2 separate regions of the Homo sapiens genome follow, and region 2 is linked to region 1. A link is a loop called in an ENCODE intact Hi-C map of the cell type or tissue named here. Cell type or tissue: heart right ventricle. All regions are shown on one strand. Each heading gives the region's core, and the rest is flanking DNA. Links, peaks and the distances in the headings are about the cores only. Region 1 has its middle 74 kb from the start of ICE1. Region 2 has its middle 350 kb from the start of ICE1.

What was found. Peaks named below come from ENCODE experiments on the same cell type or tissue, not always from the same donor. Only the 100,000 strongest peaks of a DNase experiment are listed, where the experiment ranks them.
Region 2: it touches region 1 in a loop (7-fold over the local background); 3 of 110 quality-filtered maps call a loop at or near these places.

The regions. Positions count from the first base shown.
Region 1 is chr5:5,491,294-5,502,500 of GRCh38, forward strand. No RefSeq gene overlaps it. Among named protein-coding and RNA genes, the nearest start is that of ICE1, 74 kb to the left of the region's middle. RefSeq lists silencers at 3,490-3,539, 3,580-3,659 and enhancers at 6,000-6,524, 6,525-7,047. In heart right ventricle, for the core only: a CTCF peak has its summit at 6,036; DNase peaks (open chromatin) are centred at 3,478 and 6,058; H3K4me3 peaks cover 947 bases; H3K27me3 peaks cover 740 bases.
Region 2 is chr5:5,762,192-5,773,398 of GRCh38, forward strand. No RefSeq gene overlaps it. Among named protein-coding and RNA genes, the nearest start is that of ICE1, 350 kb to the left of the region's middle. In heart right ventricle, for the core only: no CTCF peak of the experiment used is centred there; a DNase peak (open chromatin) is centred at 5,270; H3K27ac peaks cover 836 bases.

The sequences.
Region 1 (11,207 bases), core at 2,249-10,248:
GCACCTGGAGTTGGGGATAGATGCACACAGGTTTAGGAATTACAGGTGGTAGGAATCACGACTCGAGCTTTCCATTTGGGACATGGGAACCATAAGACCTCCAAGGAGAGGTGGCAGGGAACCTTTACAGGAAAAACTATATAGAAGGGATGTGACAGAGCTTTGGAAGTTGATAGCATATGGAGACTACTTAAAGCTCTGTGTGTGTATTTCTGCGTTCACCTAGGGAGAAAAATAACTTCCCCCCAGTCCCTCCTATAATTTGAAGTGCCATGGGAGAGGGAGAAGATGAAAGACGGGGCAGGAGGTGTTTTGGGAGGAAACTTGTCAGTCATGTATTGTCCAGGCACTTGGCTACCGATGTGGCTGGAAGCTGCAAGGTCAGGTGAGGTGAGTGACCTTGGTGAGCATCTCCCACATACTGATGGGCTTGGAATGGGTGGCACAGGGAGTGGGAAGTAAGGAAGAGAGAAGAGCAGGGCGTGGTCCACTGAGTTTGTGGAAATTGTGCTTAGTGAGTGGATTTGTCAGGTGGTTCAAACATGTTAAACCTCAGCAGTCGTATGTGTTTTTAATTAATGGAGAGGAGGGGCACTGTCGTTTATTAGCACCCGTGCTGACTTTTGCTTGCCATACTTGTTCCTTGAGTTTACTTGGCAGCATCCACTCCATATGAACTGATGACGACAAATAATAGGCTTGAAGTTGCCCACTGTACTGTGTTATCCCCAGAGAGTGGAAAGGTTTTAAGCTGTTATTAATTTCTAGTACCGAAACAGAACATTATTTTAACGTTTTATTACTTGAACCAAAAAAAAAGACTAAAACTGTAAACACAAAAATGAACACTTTTCAGCCTGGAGTTAGATGAGGCTTTCAACTGGTGCTTGGCGGCTCAAGCTGGTTCCCCTGCAGCTTGATAAGCCTTTCAGTGCAGAGGTAAGCAGGAGACACTGAATCAGGCTGCGCTGGGCAAAGGCAGAGATTCTCGGAGCGTCTGCACATGATGGTATTTGCGTGGGAAGCCAGGGCAGCAGTGAAGAGGGTGAAAATGGTCAACAGAGTGTGGACGGACAGCAAGATGATTACACACTTCGGAGTGTCATTTTTCACAGAGAAAGTACTCTGTTACATTGTTTGTTTTTTAAAATAGGATGTGGCAGTGTAATTCAGCAAGTTCAATATTTAAGGAACATGAAATAGAAATAAATTCATACCTGGACTTGGAAAGAACTGCACTGTAGCCATTAGAGGGCACTGTAGACTCACCCATGAACAAACCATCCGGAAGAGACAGGGAACCTTAACTGGAGAGGTCGTCTGGGTGCAGAATTTGGCGCTCTGAGAGCCTTTCTATCAGGGAAGCATTTCCATTCACGTTTGGGGTGTTCCTTGCACTTCCTAGGGCCATTATTAATAAGTAAATGGGGAAAATGTGTGGATAGAATAACATGTAAAGTTCGTGTTTAAGAGCACATTTCAAAAAAGAAAAAAGCAAATACTTAAGTCCTTTGATCAAAAAACAACAAGAAGAAAGGGAAGGAAGGGAGAAAGAAGAAAAGAAAGAGAAAGAGAAAAAGAAAGGAAGGAAAGAGGAAAGAAAAAGAGAAAGAAAAAAAGAGAAAGGAAAGAGAAGGAAGGAGGGAGGGAAGGAAGGAAGGAAGGAAGGAAGGAAGGAAGGAAGGAAGGAGGGAGGGAGGGAGGGAGGGAGGGAAGGAAGGAAGGAAGGAAGGAAGGAAGGAAGGGAAGGAAGGAAGGAGAAAGACAAGCAAGTGACCAGGTGAGTAATTGGTAGTGGCAGTGAAGTGAATGGCAGGTTGTGTCACTCTCCTCTGATGAACTGGCAGGCAAAGAAACTAGTCAATTAAGTCATCCTGCCCACATTGAACATTACTTTTTTCAAGCATCCCTGACGCATTATCTTGTGTAGAACCATATTACAAAGAATTTATAGTGCGAATAGAGCTCACACCTGGAAATCTAATCAACCGCCCTCATTAAGACTTAGGATGCAACAATGTTTCAATGAGGGGTGTTTTAAAAATTTAGGAGAAAGTTGAAAAAGTCAGATCTATAAACTTGTAAATGCTTTCCTCTCTTGCTTGCTTCCATCTACCTGACGCTTTCTCAAGGAAATTCAGAGTGCATAATTGTGAAACAAGAAGTTCATTTTCTTGCCCCTCCAAGGGGAATTTTGAGGAATTAAAGCGCCCTCACTGTATTGTAGTCAGTTTGTTTTGCACAACGAAATAGGTTCTGATGACAGAGGCAAAAACAGAAGTGTGAGTGAAGAGCCATAAAAATGATATAATTCAGTTTTCTATGAAAATGAATGCTTTTGCTTGCTTTCATGAAGAACTTTGTGTTTTTGTGAAGGACGTTAGTACCTTGGAATGCCTTGGCTCAGGCCACCTTGTCTTCCAAAGCACACAAGATGTGTCTCATCAGGGTGTCAAGGTGCCAGCGTTCACCCTGGAGCCCAGCTCTCATCAGCCATTCTCTTAACTGCACCTTTCGCGGGGCCTGTCGGCAGTGGGGAGCCTAAATCACACCTGGCTTCTTAGGACTGGAGATTCTAGAGCTTCACCCAAAACCCTTGAGTTTGAAACTCCGGGGGTGCCTCCCGGTGACATGGATGCCCCCAGCAGTTGGGTAGACACTGCCCAGTAAGTTCTCTGAGCATTGCGGCCTGCTCTGTTCTGCACCCGAGGTCTGCTCACCCTCCCCCTGCCTGAGCGGCCTCTGCCTTCTCAGCTGCTTTCTGTCTTCAGAGGGTCACAGCTCTGGTCTCTAGATGGCTTTCCCCACCGTCCCATCCCTTGATCCATTTCCATGGAAATTTGGAAAGAGGAGAAGGTAAGCTGTTCACTGCCTTCCACCACCTTGAACTGAATCCAGTCCCTAGCTGGTTTTGTTTTTAATTTTTCCCATAGTCTTTAAGAATATTACTTTTTCCTTAACAGTCATCAATTGCTGCTCTGAGATAACCTCACCCTAAATTACGAGTACACAACTGAAAAACTCAAAAGGGAAGGCGAGGAGCTGAGAATGTAAACCCTCAACTACCAGACCTTCCACAGCCATAAACGGACCCTCCTAGGTATTGTTTCTCTGTATTAATTATTGTTATACTATATCCATTTTAATAGTTTCACTTGTAATGCAATATATACTATTCTTGAATAGCCTCCTCTTGCCTGTGTATTATTGTATGCATATAGCAAATTAAACATTGAAACGGGTCGGCACTGGAATGCCCTCTCCCTGTCGCCCAGGCCCTGTTCTCCCGGGGCTGCACTGACTGGCGGGTCTTTGGCTGCCCTCGCAGAGATGCCCGGGCAGATGGAGGTCTCAGGGCTGAGGACACCGCCTTCGTAGCCCCGCCCTGGCGGCCCCGCCCGTAGCCTGAGGCCCTGAGGCCCAGCGGCCCCGCCCCCGCAGCTCCGCCCCCGCAGCCCCGCCCCTGCAATCCTGGTACCCGAAGCTGCGAACCCGCAGCGCAGGCCCAGCCTCCGCAGCGCCATCTCTGCAGCCCAGTCTCTGCAGCCCCGCCCCCGCAGCCCCACCTCCGAACCCACAGCCCCGCCTCCGACTCTGCAACCCCGCCCCGCAGGCCTGCCGGCAGGTGCCTAACAGTGACCTCGCCGTGCTGCACTCCCTGCGCGTTGGTCACTTACAGTCGTCGCAGAGGTGGATAAAACTTGAGGTGCCTCCTTCTGCCCTCTTCAGCTACTTATTCCTGCCAGTGCATACTCCGGCCCTGTGCGTGCGCTTCCACTGGGGAAGTTGTCCCCTGGGGTGGAAGGGTCGAGGCCTCCGTGGGCTTCGGGTTACTTGGGGAAGCTCGTGACCCTTGGAAGCGAAGCTGCTGGGCAGGCTGCGGGAAGGCTCGCTGGCGCGGGGCTTAGGATTTGGGATGCAGGAGCTTCCTCTAGGGGTGCGCCTCCTGGCTCGCCGCCAGGGACCGGGCGCTGTCAGGCCTGAGGCCCCTGTGCCCCAGATCCTCCACGGCGGCTGTGCTGGAACCCCACACTTGCTGGACGTGTGTGCCGGGATCCCCGAGTCCAAGCCAACACCAGCGAGATTCTTAAAACTATCCTTGGTAAAAATGTAGCAAAACCTCAAATAAAGTAAACATTTTGATTTTTGAATAATAGTCACATTTAGAATATTGCAACAGTTTTGTAAGAAAATAACACCTTGAAATGTTTCAGGAGTTGGACTTCAGAGGCAAAAGCATGTTTGCGATGAGGTAACCTGTCTCGGTGTCTTTGCATCCTGCTGTGCCCCACCGTGTTTTGAAAGAGGGTTGCAGAGTCACTGACCCTGTGGGATGGCCAAACTGCACATGCCCAGCGCTCTGCCCGCCCCAGGGCACCTCTCCCACCTGCCAAGGAACCTGCTCCCACCCTGACCACTCGCAGATAATCCAAGACTCACTATATCTTAATGGAAAACCACAGTCACATTGGCAAATGTTTGGACAACCCGAATCTGACCTCCAGAAAGGAGAGCCCCGCGCACCCCCTGCTCAGGAAGACTTGGCTGTGCGAGTGAAAGTGTGCAGCTGTGAGGAGAAAGCCCTTCCTGGCCTGTTGCCCTGTATTTTCTGACCACTACGTTTCCTTTGGTTAAAAAAAAAAAAAAAGTCTCTGGAGAAAGATGATAGAGTCCTTTATTAAAAGGCATTTAGCCTACAGGAATGTCTTCTGCTAAATGAGGTTCTCTGTCAGCCCTACAGCTGCCTCAGACATAAAAAAGGTGTATGGGGAAAGCTCCAGGGTCCTGAGCCTATCGAACAGGTGATCCTGAGCCACCCCAGCCATTCCAGGACGCTCCCATTAGTCACTCAGAAGCTGTTCATAAGCTTCTCTTTCAAATCACCCCTCGTGTCCCGGGAAGAAGGGGAAATGGTCTACAAGGCGGAAGAACCTACAAATTGTAGGATGTTTACTTAATCCAGGGCCTTGTTAGTGTGGAAACACATCTGTAAATGCAGAATTGAGCTCACAATGCCCTGGCAGCAGCGATGCTCTTTAGAGCTGTGTCGCTGTGTTCCAGGAGACATGTGTTCGCCAAGGAGGAGAAAACCAAACAGGACCCTGTGCCTACCTTAAAATGCGAAAGTGCTTTATGAAACAATGAGCTTCTCTTGCAGGTCATTCTCCAGAATGCCAATTACATACTTATTCTTCCTGCTTGAGAAACGGGAAACATATTCCGTTGTCCAGGAGAGCCATCTGCATTGTGGTTGCTGCACCTTCATGGAAGGAGGGAAATTGTGACTTGCAGTCGAAGCCGAGGGTTCCAACAACTTTTGTTCTGAATTTCTGTAACGGAGGGCCATCCTTTATTTGCATGTTGAAAATCTGTTTGTTAAGTCTGCAGTGGAGCAGAAAATAGAATTTTTAAAGCACTCTCTCCTGACCTTTTCTATTTCGTATTTTTTAAGAGACAGAAATTTAACCCCTATCACATTGGCAATCATCCGGAATAATGTTTTAAATGCATCTTTGTGTTTGTAAAACTTGCTTCGAGATGAGAAAGTAAGTTTTCTGGATTTTGACGCAGTTTTGAAGTGCAGCATGTTAATTTCTAAATAGAAGCACTGGCATTGGATAAACTAAAGTAACGTGAATATAATTCTAGGAACTATAAGCTTACTTTCCTTATTTCTGGCTTTCTTTAGCTCTACGTATCTATTTTTTAATGCACTTAAGAAAAAAGCTATGCAATTGTGAAGGGTTTTTTTTATTATTATTATTCACAGGTTGAGGTTCATTTTGTCTTTCATCTGACAATTCTTTTCATTTAAATTCCACAATATGCCCGAGTGAGCAAAGAGAAAGGAGTCAGGGAGACAGAAATCTTCAAACTAAAACAAACAAACAAACAAAAAACATGCTATGCCTGGCTTCCCAAGCTGATTTTTTGGTTACTGTTATTACTAACCCCATACAAGTGTTTTTAGTGGGAAATAATGTTGATTCAGTTCCCCGGCTCTGGTGCCCACGTGAGCCCTGCAGCCGCCTGTCCTCCCCAGCAGGGAGAGCTCTGCGCTTTGATCATGAACCCTGGCTCTCAAAACGGTTCTTTCATATGGAAGCTCTCCTTCTTCAGACCAAGAACAGGCTTAGGAAAGAAAAGAAACAAAAGGCGTATTTCAAATCCACCCAATGCCATCTTTTTTCAAACATGTTCCTCATGTATATTTCAAAGGGGCCGTTTCCACAGAAGCAAAGACTGCATGAGCCAGTGGCGGCAACGCTTCTAAAGCGCTTGAGAGGGAACTTCCAATAAAGAGCTTTACAGACAGCATTGAGAAATTAGATACTTTTCGAATATTGCAACAGTTTTGTAAGAAAATAACACCTTGGAATGTTTCAGGAGTTGGAGTTCAGAGGCAAAAGCATGTTTGCGATGAAGTAATCTGTCTCTGTGTCTTTGCATCCTGCTGTGCCCCACCGTGTTTTGAAGGAGGGTTGCAGAGTCACTGACCCTGTGGGATGGCCAAACTGCACATGCCCAGCGCTCTGCCCGCCCCAGGGCACCTCTCCCACCTGCCAAGGAACCTGCTCCCACCCTGACCACTCGCAGATAATCCAAGACTCACTATATCTTAATGGAAAACCACAGTCACATTGGCAAATGTTTGGACAACCCGAATCTGACCTCCAGAAAGGAGAGCCCTGCGCACCCCCTGCTCAGGAAGACTTGGTTGTGCGAGTGAAAGTGTGCAGCTGTGAGGAGAAAGCCCTTCCTGGCCTGTTGCCCTGTGTTTTCTGACCACTACGTTTCCTTTGGTTAAAAAAAAAAAAAAAAAAGTCTCTGGGGAAAGATGATAGAGTCCTTTATTAAAAGGCATTTAGCCTACAGGAATGTCTGTATTATTGTGATAGTGATTATTAAAAAATAATCGCAATATAACTTGCCTGGAATTGTTGTTGTTAAAAAGGGTTAGGAATACTTGCATGTCTTTCAGATCGAGGTGGAAAGGGGAGCACCTATAGTTTCTCATGGCTTCATGGGGCTCCTTGCACCCCTGGTAATTGTCTTTTGTCTTGGTGTAGCAATTATGAAACAAGACAAGTGTATCATAAATCATATTTTTATAAGAGTCATCCCCAAATTTTTGGTAGGGCTTAAAACTTTTTTTCGACACAAAATACAGTGCCCCCAAGAAATGTCCATTCAGATAATGAGAATTTGACCTCACAAGACATTTCCGCTCAAAAGACATTTCTTGGGCTGGGTGCGGTGGCTCACGCCTGTAATCCCAGCACTTTGGGAGGCTGAGGCAGGATCACCTGAGGTCAGGAGTTTGAGACCAGCCTGACCAACATGGTGAAACCCGTCTCTACTAAAAATATGAAAAAGTAGCCAGGCGTGGTGGTGCATGCCTGTAACCTCAGCTACTCAGGGGGCTGAGGCAGGAGAATTGCTTGAACCTGGGAGGTGGAGGTTGCAGTGAGCCAAGATTATGCCACTGCACTCCAGCCTGGGCAACACAGCAAGACTCTGTCTCAAAAAAACAACAAACAAGCAAAACACACACAGAAAAAAGACATTTCTTTGCATTAACAAAACCGCACTGCATTTTGTTATTCTGGCAAGGTCCTGGTGGTTTGTTAGTTTATAGAATTAGCAGTCTTTCACTATTGAGATGAAGTAATTTTGATCGCTTTCTTTTGCCTTTATCTTTGATTTTCATTTTGTTTTATGGGGATGGAATGGGCAGGGATTTACATGAAATTTTCAAGTTTAAACATAGATATTACAATATTGTTAATTATTGAAGTAATTTCATGCCACTAATTTTAACTAATTAGGCATTACAAAAATCTTTGCTTGATAAAGAGTTTTTCAGAACTAACTTGGTTTTTCTTTTAAACCAAGGAATACTCAATCTCTGTCTTCCTTAGAACATGCTTGAAAATCAGATATTACTATCATTGTATCTGCTTCTAAAGCTGAGGCACAGGCAGGCTAAGTGACCTTAACATCAATGAAAATGTGGACTTGTGAAAAGCACGAAGCAGATTCTCTAAACCTGCCTGCTGATTCCAATATCCTCATGAAGTACCCAATGGCCTAAGATAAAATGTGTTTCCTCTCCCCCAGACCCTGTGTTTTCACCATCTTAAGCTGGGGAAAGAAACGACAAAAAGTGGCAGAAAGATTAGACTTGGTTTATAGTCATTTCCATCATCTCTTGGAAGAAGAAAGATGCTGGTTACCTTGGGCCTGTAGAGCAGGTCCCGGGAATTGACCACATGAGGCACATTTGTGCGTGGAAAGCAAAAGCAGTGTGTTTTCGGCTGCCTGGGGACCTGGGCACCAGGCACAGTGCTCAGAGCAGCCATCCCGAGGCAGATTTCACCGTGCACAGCCTATGGCATAAGAGCCATGCTGCAAGAGCCGGTGAGTGGCAGACAGAAGTTGCAAACTAGGTCTCTCTGCCTGTTCTCTGGAGCCTGCCTTTTTCCTGGGTGCATTGCCCCTTCTCACTGCCATATTGTATGCATTCATATGTGAGGTTCTTCTTTTTCTGCAAGAAAAAAGAACAAAACACATTAAGGATTTCAAGATTATATCCACCTTATTCAATAGATTTTACCCCAGATAATTTCACAACCTTTTTATATAATTCCAGATTTGATTAAACACTTCCCTTCTCAGTTCTGAAACTTGCATGGACTTAGTCAACCAAAATGTTTTCTCACAAAAACCTCAAAGAACAGTTAACACACACAATTTCTAGTGGTCATGTAAAAAGATAGTAATATATATATTTCTACCTATTGATTCATTTAAAATTAGAAATAATTGCTAAGCATTTTGAGAAAATAATTAGGACTAGTTTGAAGTTTAATTTGGGTAGAAGTCAGTTTGCAGGAATGATACATTTACTTTTAAATTTAGTCATATCCATATTCAGGTCAACATTTACAGTGACCAAAATAAAGACTAATATAAAAATCATTTTAAGAGAATATTTTTAAAACAGAATATTTTTACAGTTGCAATGGACCAGCGTCCTGAGGAAGGAGCAGGCTTCCCCTGTTGATGCTCTGCAAGGTAGACCTGCAGAGGACTGCCTGGCTCCCTTGTCTAAGAAGGGCAAACATCTTCACCTCTCTTAGATGAAGCCTGAAATGTGCTTTAAATCCATAATCCCTGGGTACTCCTGGAAACCACAAACCTGCCCACTCATTGTCAGTAGAGCCCAGTAGAAGTCAAAAATAAAGAGGGGGTTTCTGCAGAATTGTAGACTAATAGCATGATTAAGATGCTGACTAAAATATATATATATTTAACTTTTATATTTTGAGATGAAGTCTCACTCTGTCACCCAGGCTGGAGTGCAGTGGTGCGATCTCAGCTCACTGCAATCTCTGCTTCCCGGGTTCAAGCGATTCCCCTGCCTCAGTCTCCTGAGTAGCTGGGACTACAGGTGCCTGCCACCATGCCTAGCTAATTTTTGTATTTTTCAGTAGAGACGGGGTTTCACCACATTGGCCAGGCTGGTCTCGAACTCCAGACCTTGTGATCTGCCCACCTCGGCCTCCCAAAGTGCTGGGATTACAGGCATGTACTAAAATATTTTTAATGCACAGTTGAGCTAGCAGCAAATAAAGGAATCTCTTCAAAGTGAGAAAGGACAAGAAAGCTTAACTCCCCAGGAGAAAGGAGCACTGAAACCATTTGCCCTAGATTTGAACAGGGTGGGATGTAGACAGTCTCGGGTGGGATGCAGATGGAAGGTTACAGGCCACATAGAAGGGCAATGGAGACAAAGTCTGGGGCCAAAATTAGGGGATGTCATATCAGCGACAACCCCACCCCCAAAAGCCAAGTCTCACATAGGGAGATATCTTGGGGGTAAGCCAAAAAAAAAAAAAAGCCCCCAAAGAGGAAGAAGATAGGGATGCTAACCTACTGTTAACCTAACTGTGGGTGGATCAGAGAAAAAAGCACACACAAACAGCAATATCTCCCAGAAGAATTTCTACCCAAAGGCCTGCACTCATGAATTTGGGACAGGAATATATACTGCTAGTGGGCTCAATTCCCCCAAAATGTGTTTTCAGTGATCCCAGGTTAGAAGTACCATCGAGGACCTGCAAAGGCAGTTGCAAATCTTCACTACAGGGAAGTTATTTTGATTCCAGTCCTTAAAAGATCCCCACACATGAAGTTCCAAGGATCATGAATTCATACTCCTACCCACACAATCCTAAGCAGATGAGAAATAAAAGAACAAATAAAACATCATGAGAGAATTTCCAGGAACAACAAACTGTGCTTAGAGGCAGACTTACAAAATTTGTGTATATTTTATTTACCACATTTAGAATGTCTAAAATATGTGTGTTTAATATGTTTAAGAAATAAGAGAGGAATGCAAAAGTATGACAAAAGAATAAGAGATTACAAAAATTTACCAAATTTGAACAAGAGCAAAATGGAGCTTTTAACAACAAGACCACACGAACATAAATATTTCAAAGTATAAAGCCAGGAAACAAGGATAAAAGCAGATTAGTTACAAATGATGAGATAATTTATGTATGATTTGTCTGAAAATACCCAGAAAACAGCACAGGAAGACACAGTGATAGACAATAGAAAGTAAGAGGATGGAAGATTTCTCTTATGTTTAGAATGTAGAAAATAACAAGAAACTATTATTTTAATGAAATAACCCAAGCAAGATGTAAGAAGCAACAAAATCATAGTCTTTCTAATCAGAGAGCTGATGATTAAAAAAAAAGAACCCATACATGATTAAATTCTAGAAAATAGCAGAGAAGACAGATATATTTTATCTCTGTCTTCATTAGAACATGCTTGAAAATCAGATATTATTATCATTATGTCTGCTTCTAAAGCTGAGGCACAGGTAGGCTAAGTGCCCTTAACTTCAATGAAAATACAGACTTGTAAAAAGCCCTGAGTAGATTCTCTAAATCTGCCTGCTGATTCCAATGTCCTCATGAAGCATCTAATGGCCTAAGATAAAATCTCTTCCTTTTCTGGGAAGGGAAGAGATTCTCATTCTTCTTGTAAACACAAGAGAAAAAGAAATCTGCCATAGATGGGGATAAAGATGAATTAGGATGAACTTTAGTAAAGGTGCAATGGCATATATGGCTGACAGATTAGAATTCTGAGGCTCCTCAATAATAGAATATGCTTCCCCCACA
Region 2 (11,207 bases), core at 1,939-9,938, 270 kb after region 1:
AAAGATTAATCAGAAACTCAAAAGAATGCAACTGTGTGTCTATTATCTACCTATGACCTGGAAGCCCCCTCCTCACTTTGAGTAGTCCCCCCTTTCTGAACCGAACCAAGATACATCTTACATATACTGATTGATGTCTCATGTTTCCCTAAAGTGAATGAAACCAAGCGGCGCCCCAACCATCTTGGGCACATGTCATCGGGATCTCCTGAGCCAGTGTCACTGGTGTATCCTTAACCTTGGCAAAATAAACGTTCTAAATTGATTGAAGCCTGTCCCAGATACTCTTTGGTTTACAGGGGTATTTTGATAGCCAATCTTTCATATTGTCAGTTTCCATTTTCTTCTCTGAGGATATAACTTAACAATAACAATATATAGAAATGAGGAATTTTTTAACCAAAATTCATCTTACAAGAAACTTCTCAAAATATAATTTTAAAAATGAGAATTTATAATTTTCTGCATCTACTGGAGTGTTTTCACTACCACATCTGTGGAATTAGTACCCAAAGCTAGAGTGAGGACTCCCTGCTCCCCAGGAATAGAGGTGGCCTCTTGGTATCTGACTTGCTATCCACAGGGAAGGGCTGGCCTGCTGTTCTACTGTGTGTTTGAGTAGTGAAGGAGAACTGTGTTATATGCCCTGGAAGGGGCCTTGAGGGAAAGGAACACTCTCTGTTGCCTTTCTTCCTTGTCTAGGAGCGGCTCTGATATTGGTCTATTTCCAGAGCTAGGTGTAGTACAGTTTTATGACCAAAATCCCCTTGTGTATGATGGATAAGACTATATGCTCCAGTCATAACACATTTGCAGACTGCAAAGCGTCTTTGATTCTGAGAATTTATACCTGCTTAAAAAATTATAGCCTTTCTCTATTTGGTTCTTTAACTCTCACTTCAATCTGGGAGGTTTTAAAAAGCCCTCCTTCAGAGCACATGATGAGCTTCTTTGGTGAAGCAATCTTGCTGGACTTGCCCCTCCTGATGCTTCCAGCATCTTCGGCTTGGCCTCTATGGGTTGCACCAACAGGCTTCCTTGTTCTCTGGCTTCCATTTGTGTTCATGTAATAAACAACCAGTGACAGTTACCTCAGGAGGGAGAAAGGTGAGGTCAGGTTAACGACTGGCAGCACCTGTGGCTGGCCACTGAGGATCCCACCTCTTGCCAGGAGTCCCTCTTCATATGACTCTCTCTGTCTGGGTTCTCAGCTTCTCTGATATGGTTTGGCTGTGTCCCCACCTAAATCTCATCTTGAATTGTGGCTCCCATAATCCCCACATGTCATGGGAGGGACCCAGTGGGAGGTAATTGAATCATGGGGGTGGGTCTTTTCAGTGCTGTTCTCCTGGTAGTGAAGAAGTCTCACAAGATCTGATGGTTTTATAAAGGGCAGTTCCCCTGTACACACTGTCTTGCCTGCCACCATGTAAGATGTGTCTTTGCTCCTCCTTCACCTTCCACTATGATTGTGAGGCCTCCCCAGCCATGTCAAACTGTGAGTCTGTTAAACCTCTTTTTCTTTGTAAATTACCCAATCTTGGGTATTTCTTCATAGCAGTATGAAAATGGACTAATACATCCTCCATGCCCTCACTCCTGACAACAAAGCACCATGCCTTTGGGCATTCCCTACCTCCTCCCTGCAGCTTTGTAAATAATCATTTTATGAGGCACTCCTCAACTCCCATTGGAGGGTTCCAGAACATCCATTATCTCACAAGATGCTTACAAAAGATCCATGAAGAGGGAGGCCATTCATGTTTATCTCTGACTAACATAGAATGAAGTTGGAGTGTAGAGCGTTGGACCAGCTTACTCAAGATCAAAAAGCTGGTAATTGACAGAGGCTGGCTGGTGATAGGCGTCTCGTAACACCCACCCCTCTTACCCTCCTAGACTGTTTCTTCTTAGCATCATTCTTTCTAGTGCAACTTAGAGCATCATTGTTTCTAGTGCCACTTAGCTTTCATATTTAAATTTGGGCTGGAAACTGGCTTCATTTCTCATTCATTAAAAAAATAAAAAAAACTTTGGAAGCCAAAAATGTTCTTACATTATGTACTTATGTTTATTCTCTTAGCATAAAGTACCCTGAGCTCATTGACAAAGGGCAGAACATTAATTTGAAATTAATAGATAGCACCATGGAAATTGGAAGTCTGAGTCACAACTTGTGTAATTAATTGTGCTAGTCATGACTAGAATAAAAGTATATGCTAATGAGGCTGGCTGTGCACAGTCCTGATCACGTTATTATTGGATATGTGCTACTAGTGATTTACCTTCTAAATGACTCAACACAGGACATTTCGCCCTGACTGGGTTTTGGAATTCAAGGGCAGCACTGTGGCGGCAGCACCTGGGCCAAGTAGCAGGTGGAGCACCCCTGTCTGGCTGTCCCTATGAGTTTGGCTCTTCTCATATATGAGTTACTGTGAGAAATGAAAATCGTGTATGTCTACACACTTAAAGTATACTTTTAAGACTACACTCTGAATTAAACTAATAGTGCAGAATATACTTAGAGACTTGCTGAATTGACCACATAAAACCATAAATCACAAGATAGCAAATTAAACAATTATTAATCATCTGCTATGTGCCAGACCCTGTGCTTTGAAAATAAAGGGAAATAAGAACTTTGTTCCGCCAGGTTCAGTCTGATGAGGGAGAAAAGCGTGAAAGCAGATAAGGTCTTCTAGAAAGTCAATGCAGTCATTGATTATAAAACTGTAGAACCCCTATGTACTGAACCTCAGTTGATGTCACCTTTGCTAGATGCTGAGATTGTTAGAAAACCTCACTTTCTCTAACCTGCCATACATAGGAACCCCCAGGCTGTCAGTTTCTTCCTCCTGATTGAGCCAAACCCTCCCAGCTGTCTGTTTCAGCCAGGTTGTTTTGGCCCTCTTATGGACCTGTGTGTTCTTATTGCCTTCATGCTTCTAATGCCAAATTACTGGGAACTTGCTGGGAATGGAGAATATAATGGTGAACAAAATAGAAAATCACCCCTGGGGATGTTCTAGGTTAAGTGAGCCTGTGTGCGAATGCCCTGAGGCAGCATGCTTGTGGATGAGTTGCTTAAGGAAAGCCTGCAGGGCTGGGGTGGTAAGCAGGTGAGAGGTGATGCTGGAGATGTAGGCAGGGCAGCTCGGGCAAGGCTGTGCTGAATGGAGGGACTTGAGAAGGTTTTCATTTTTAAGCACTGTTACACATTCTTGAAGGACAACAGGTGGGTGATGCCAAGAGTCGTTGCTCTGAGACTCAGGACAGAGGTGATCAGGGCTGGAGCCAAGGCAGTGTAGAAGGGGAGGTGAGGGTGGTGGTCCCGGCCAGGACTGACTGGCACTGGCTGGTGTTTGAGGCTCAGGATGCATTTTTTTCTGGGTAAAATAGAGGTGTTATCTCTTCTGCCAATTGTAGTTTCCATGACAACTCACTGGCCTTTTCCCTTCCAGATTAGCAATAAATATATGAGAAGGACCCTGGGCGGGGTACCGCTTTGTAAGGAAAAAGCTTCCTGAATGGTCAAAATTAGGAACCATGCAATTAATTTGCCCCCCTCCTCTTCCTGATAATGCAGGGAGAGATTTGTAAAATCAGTAAGCATGGAGCCAGGAGACCTGAGTTCATGTCTTATCCCCCTCCCTTCGTGAGTCTGGGTATGCAGGTCCTAAAACATGGGGTCTTATTACATTTGATATCTATTTTTTTTAATTTAAGTTTTTCCTTCTTCTTCATGCTAGTCATTAGTAAACAGTAATGTTAAGCAATTGTTAAACAATTTCTTTAGAAAAGAATGTGTGCTATTAGCTCAATATAGGCCTTCCTCTTCCAAAGCTTAATATGCAGTTCATTGATATTTAGGTTTTAATTTTTCATCCAACCTTGTAATGTTATAGGATTTTAGGATTCATAAAGACTTACATGTTTATTTAGTTTTATTCCTATGTTTTTGCTGTGAAGAGTAGACTGTTTTGTCTATTGTTTCAACTCTTCACAATTCCCATTGATTAAATGTGAACATTTTAGATATGCTTAGGAAAAAAAAATATGAGTTGTGTACAGACAGGGTTGTATTGTGTGAAAGAAAGCCTAGGATCAGGGATCTAGTTAGGAAATACCTGCAGGAATTAAGGGAGAAATGTAGCCTGCCAGAACTTGGGCAGAAGGAATACAGTGAATCATATTTGAGAGGTACTCGGCTTGGATTTGGTGACCCATGGGAGGTAGGAACAAGAGACAGAAGGGAAGGATAACTGGGCTAGAAAGACTAGGATGGTTGGCCGGGTGTGGTGGCTCATGCCTGTAATCCCAGCACTTTGGGAGGCTGAGGCAGGTGGATCACCTGAGGTCAGGAGTTTGAGACCAGCCTGGCCAACATGGTGAAACCCCGTCTCTACTAAAAATACAAAAATTAGCCGGGCGTGGTGGCTCATGCCTATAGTCCCAGCTACTCAGGAGGTTGAGGCAGGAGAATCACTTGAACCCGGGAGGCAGAGGTTGCAGTGAGCCGAGATCATGCCACTGCACTCCAGGCTGGGCAACAGAATAAGACTTGATCTCAAAAAAAAAAAAAAAAAAAAAGGAAAGACTAGGATGGTGAGGCGACAGGCATTAGTGGCAGCAGGTGCTATAAATACTACCTGGCAGACTAGTTTGAAAAGCAGTATGCTGGCGGCATCTTTAGAGTGGAGACAGCAGATAGGGGTTCCCTGAACAGATCTGAATGGCAGATGAAGCTGTGGAGAGATTATGTGATGGTAGTTGGCCTGAGGGGCATGGCCACACTTCCCTGGGGTGGGGGTGCACAAACAGAAGGCTAGGGTAGACCCCTGGGGAAGAGCCACTTCTGCAGATGAGCAGAGGAGGAGGCTGCCACAAGAGATACAGTGAAAAAGCAGCCCGAAGTTTGTGGGAGGGGGACCGGGAAAATCAGATGAGGCAGTGAGAAGCCAATCACCCCCGAAATCCTTTACCTTTCTGTGCCCAGATCTGAGACCCCCAGGGTCCCTCATATTGATGGCATGAATGGACTCCCCTGTCTTTACCTTTAGATTGGGTGCAACCAATGGGAGGCCCAGACAGAAGGTTGGATGGGTGACAGGTGCCAAGCCTGGGGTATCATTCCCCCAGCTCCGTTCCCACTAGACTGCAGACTGGGTGCCCCCACCACAGGCCACAGTTCTGAAAAGGCTGCTCTTTCTGAGTTCTGGTTGCCACACTCATTATTTGCTGTGAAAGATCTGGCAGTGGTCCCAGGTCTGCACTGTTCCAGTCCTGGGTGCCCAGCCACCTCTTCTTGGCTTCCCTTGGCCCTGTGCACAACTCTGTAAATAGTCCCTTGACTGGATACACTTTGTAGTGCTGTTTTGAGGGTGCTTTATTTTCTCCCGCTTGGACCCTGTGGGATGTCATAATTATAGCTTACACCAGGTCACAGAGATCAAGCAGGGCAAAGCCTGTAACATGCCCCTTAGATCTAGCTTCAGACCTTCACGACCATGGCAGGTGCTGATTTTTAGAGGCGCTTTGGATTCCTGAGTGCCTCTGAGAGTCGGTATGTGTCAAGGGTCATAGCTGTGCAGGCCTGTAGGAACAAAAGGCATTTCCAACCCTAATGTTGTAAAATGGCTCCTGTTACAAGAAAGGGGTGTCCTCCTTCATGAGGTTACAGTAGTCACATTTTATTCATTGCAGTAGTTGCTTTTAACAGTGACTTCCTTTAATAGAAATTGGCTTTAAGGTCTTAAGTTGTTAAAAAAAATCACCATTTTTGCATAAAAGAGACAAAAGTTGTTGGTGATTTGTTGCACTGCTTCTTAGGCTGTCACCAGGGTGACCTGGGCAATGCACAGAGCGCCCAGAGCTCTGATGCACACGTTACATCCTAATGAGAACTGAAGACCTACCAGGGGTGGCTTTCATCACTTCTCTCCATCAGTAGATGGGGATGTCCAGAGACGCATGGGAACATTAACACTGAGGTGGCCAGGGAGGCAGGCATCAGCTGATCCCTATCTAGCAGGCACCCTTCATTGATCCCAAGTCTCTACATCATCAAGGGCACCATTGCATCCACTCTTCCATGGCTGCTTAAAGTCCATTAATATCACAAATCCCATGAATCCTGCTCTTGTGTGGCACTCACTCTCAGCCATAGAAACAACTCAGTTCCCTGCATTTCTGCCCCCCCACTACAAATATTTATTACATTCTTTCCCAAAGTGACTTTAGATCAAATAGACAAAATAATTGATGCATGTAAAGAGTGATTATTGTCTACCAAAAGAAATTGTTTTTAATAGCTAGATTTTATTAATGATGTAATTTAAAATGTAACAATAAAGATTTCCTTCAGAAAGCAATGAACACCAAAAGATGAGGATTTATTTCACACTTCCAAATGTCACTACACAATGTAAATTATGCCCAATATGTTAGAACCTCCCTGGCTCCCAGACGTGCCAGGGGCCTGAGGGTCGGGTCAGTCAGTTCCAGCCCCCACAGTGATGGCCTTGCAGGGACACAAGAGAGGGACATTGCTGTCTGTCAAAGACACTCTGCAGTGTTCTCCTGCAGACAAATAGCAAAGGATACAGTGAAGATTTTAATCACTTGTGTAAATGTTTAAAAGCACATTAAATTATTACCATTTTTCCTTAAATATCCAAGCCTTATCAAATATTTGATAATATTTGAATTCAGCTACACAGAAATGATCATGCAAAGATTATCTGCAAGCCAATCGCTCATAATTTATTTTTCCATGGTGAAAAATATTGATAAGTTTGCAACCTAAGAAGGGTCGTAAAACCAAGCTGACGGCCTGTGTGACAGCCGCATGGGGCTATGCTCTGGGCTGGGGGCCAGGGGCTCTGTCCTGGGCGTGCTGCTATTATCCGTTGCTGGTGACTTGAATGCAGTCAGGCATCTCTTAACAGTGGGGATACAATTTAAGACACAGGTGATTCCGTCCTGTGAACATCACAAAGTGTACGCACACAAATGCCAATGGTCCAGCCTCCTACACACATCGGCTGTATGGTAGAGCCTATTGCTCCTTGGCTACAAACACCTTCAGTGTGTTACTCTACTGAATACTGTAAGCAACTGTAACACAATGGTAAGTATTTGTGACTCTGAATATATCATATCTAAACACAGAAAGGACACAATAGAAATACGGTTACAATTTTATGAGACACTGTCATGTAGGCAGTCCATCCTTGATCAAAATGTCCTTATACAGCACGTGACTGTAGTTACTGTCTCCCCTTCATCTTCTGCTTCTCAGACTCTCCCTCAGTGAGTGGAAGCAGAAATAAAGATCTCTTTTCCAGTTCTGAATGCTGGCTCCTGTTCATACCAGTAATTCTGTCTTCATGACTCTTCTTTAAATTAATAATGAAGAAAACGGTTCAAAATGACATTACTTTTTAAAAAAGATATATATATATACACATATATATATATACATACACACCTCTGTCTCTCTGTATATACCTATTGTTTTATTATGATGGTGAAGACCTATATATATATATATATATATAGAGAGAGAGAGAGAGAGAGAGAGAGAGAGAGAGCACGAGAGAGAGAGAGAGAGAGAGAGAAATCCACCAAGCCACTAAGCTTTTTGTGTTGATTGCTCCCCCAATAAATAAATTCTGACTTATATTTATCCCCATGCTCTTTGCTTAGTCAGCATTTTAGTAGGCAGAAATCCAGAATAAAACAAAAACATGATATGACTTTCTTCCAAGTTACATCTCACATTGCCTAAACTATTACTATCTACAGGCAAAATTCAGCCTCCCCTGTAACATGAGTGAAGCTTTCTCCTTGAGGAGAGCCAGGCAATTCCTAGAGCTAACATAAGGAGCAGGAATGCTTGTCCTTCCTCTGCACAGATGAGCAGGAAAGGAAGAGGAAGGGAGAGGTGCTATGCTTTAAAAATAGAGATTGATGGGCTCATATGGATTGTCATTTTTTAAGGAATACATTTAGGGTAAAAGAAAGAAAAGCAAAAAGATTGAGCATATGCAAGCTACTGTTATGGGAGATGCTTGCTTTTAAACTTTGCAATAGCAAGTAACAACCCATCAGGAATGGGGCTCTTTCTGGAGGGCAGCCTGGGTGTGGAGGGTTTGGTGGGGTCCAAGCTTCCTCAACAGGGGCTGTGGGTGGCAGCTTTGCAGGGCGGCATGAAGCCCGGCTGCAGAAGCGTGTGTCTTCATGGGGATGGAAGACGGAGCAGATCCAATTACAGGGTGGTGCTGTTGTGATTCAAGGATCAGGTCACCTGGAACATGAAGGGATCCAGGGGCCTCAGTCCCAGGCCACCTCATGAAACACTGCAGGAACCAGCCTGAGGGATTGGGGTGGGGGATCTGGCCTTGCAGGTGGGAAGTGCTTCCATCTTGTCACAGTAAGGCAGAGAAGCAGGAGGGCAAACTCCACGGCACGAATGCAATAGGTACTTCGTGTTGCTAAGTCTCTGCACATGGAAAGGGAGGTTTCTGCTCACGAGGAGGTGAAATGATGTTGCATAAACAAGACGCAAGATATCAAGGCAAGCCCCAGGGAACAGGAAGACTGGGTGGGGTGACATGAACAGAACCAGTCTGGGTGGACCAGTCCCTCCAAACTCCAGCGGCTCAGCAGCAGCATCTCCTTAAGGATGAGGCCCCCTCATTGCTTCATTGGTCTTAAGGGGCTTTGACTCAGGAGAAATTGAAATTTCAGAGACCTTGGCCCCATGTCATCTAATTCAAGTGTCAACTACAGAGGAAGTGGGTTGGGCAAGGCCCTAACCTCAGCTTTAAACAGGATTGGTTGTTTCCCAGGAGCAACTCTTGGCCTGTCAGATGAAGCAAGGCCTTCCTCTCACATGCTAAAGTTGTGAAATACAGCAGCATCTTTTTTTCAGGTTCTTTGGCCCATATTACAGCAGTGATGATGATGGTGATGGTTGTGGGATGTGACAAAAGGAATGCAACGTGACATGGAGGCAAAGAGATGGAAAAAATTGGGGTTTGGAGGCAGAAAGCCCCAGCTCTGCAACTTAAATGCCCTTTTGCAAGATATTTGTTCTTGTTTTGACAGTAGGGGATATTGAAACCTCCTGAGGTTGTTTTTATTATTATTTTTTCTCTTTTTAGATTCAAGAGCATTCCTATAAAGAAACTCCCATGTTGCCTCACTCATAGAATATTCAAAACTCCATAGTTATTTTCCAGGTGTATGTCCATCAGTACCTGTCCCATCCCTCTGGTTGTGCTATTGATCCGGGCGTGATAACAAAACACTGTTAGAGCCAGTAGGGCAAGGAGAGATATCTGCTGTGGCTTCTGGAAAGAAAAAGAAGTTTGGTGGTATATTAGTTTCCTCCTGCTGCTCTGAAAAGTGAGTGTACACCTACTGGCATGCATGAAACAATAAAGATTTATTATTTTATAGTCCTGGAGGCCAGTGTCCCCAGTCAGTCTACCTAGGTTAAAGTTAGGATGTTGGAAGAACTAGGCCCTTCTGCAGGCTCTTGGGGTGGGGATCCATGTCCTTGCTTTCCAGCTTCTAGAGGCTCCTGTGTTCCTTCACCCTCAATCCAGCCATGCAGCGTAATCACGCCCCCTTCCCTGTCTCTGACCTTGCAGCCTGGCTCGCATAAGGACCCTTGGGTTACATGTGGGTCCATCTGGAAAATCCAGGATAATCTCCCTACCTCAAGACCCTCACTCTGTCACATCAACAGAGTTCCTTTTTCCACAAAAGGTAACATTCAAGGGTTCTGGGAATTGCAGTGTGGAGATCTTTGCAGGAGCTATAATTCAGCCCCTGAAAGATGGTATAACGGCTTCACGCTTGGAGCTCCTGCAGCCACCTTGCTATCATGAGGAAAGTCAATGTGACTTCTGCACTCAGGGGAGAGGCTAGGGAGGCAGAGCTCAGTCGGGGAAGGAGACCAAGACTGCTAGTGTTACTTGAGCTTTTGGGTCAAGTCCTGATAGAAGCCAGTCCTACTTCATGGGCTTTCAGTAATATGAATAGATAGATGCCCTGTTATTATGCTCACGCCAATTTGAATTGGGTTATCCATATATCTGAAACAGAATTAGCTGGTACAAAGGGTTGAGAACTCAGAGAGAAAGCTCAGCCTCTTTCTTTGAAGCTGAGAAAGCAGAAGTAGTACAGGGAGATGGTGTTTACAGATGGATACACAAGGCCCTCTGCAAAGTGGGGTTCAGGGTTCCCATGGAGGCTCACTCAGGGGGAGCGCACAGAACTATCACTGGCACCAACAGGTGCAGCCATTGATCAGTAACAAATAAACTGAGGATGATCACCTTCCAGCAACAGCGTCCCTTACTCTGCCTCTTTCAAAGACCCTGCCAGATCCTTCCCTCCAGGCACCCTGATTTCTATGCCTTTGCTGAGCAAAAGCCCACACAGAATGCATGGCTCCTCTCACTCCCCTTAGCTGGGTGCAAGTGCAAGCAGGCCTCTGCTCTTGCTCAGGAATGAGGAATGAGGTATTGCTTGAGGCCATGGCCTGAAGGCCTCTCTCCATGAAATCCCCTGTAGGCAGACCCCATGCATCTCAGAGCATTGGAGAGGATCCAGGGCTGGGGTGCGGCCTGGCCCACCCTCTGTGGGGATAGTGGGAGGGAACCCCTGGTGGTGATGAGACCTCATAGAGCTGCGTGGCTTCGTCTGCATGCTTCATGCTTCAGCTCTGCACTGAGACCTTTTTTTTTTAATTTTAATAAATGTCAGTGACATAAACTTAGAGCACCAGGAATCCTCAATAAAAAGGCTGGGCCCAGGCAAATGCATTATTTTGTTGGCAAAGCTAACATTGGCAAAACAGGAATCTTTCTATCTTGAGCTTCAGCACTGCATTAGAAATCTTGTTTTATTATGATGGTGAAGACTGAAGCCCTGGGGTTTGGGCAGGCATGGTTTGAAAGTTCAGTGGCAGCTGCCTGCAGTACGGGACATGGCTGCTCATATCCAAGGCTACGAATCCGGAGGAATTTCATTTTCTTGAGAAAGCCCAGGAGAGCAAGTAGCAAGGATATGAAAGTGAGAGGCAGAAACACAGTGACCAAAAAATGCTGCCTGAGATAGTGAGGCGGCTGCCTGGAACACTTCCTTCCTGGTTTTTCAAAAGGCTACCAAGATAATTAAGTAACTCTATG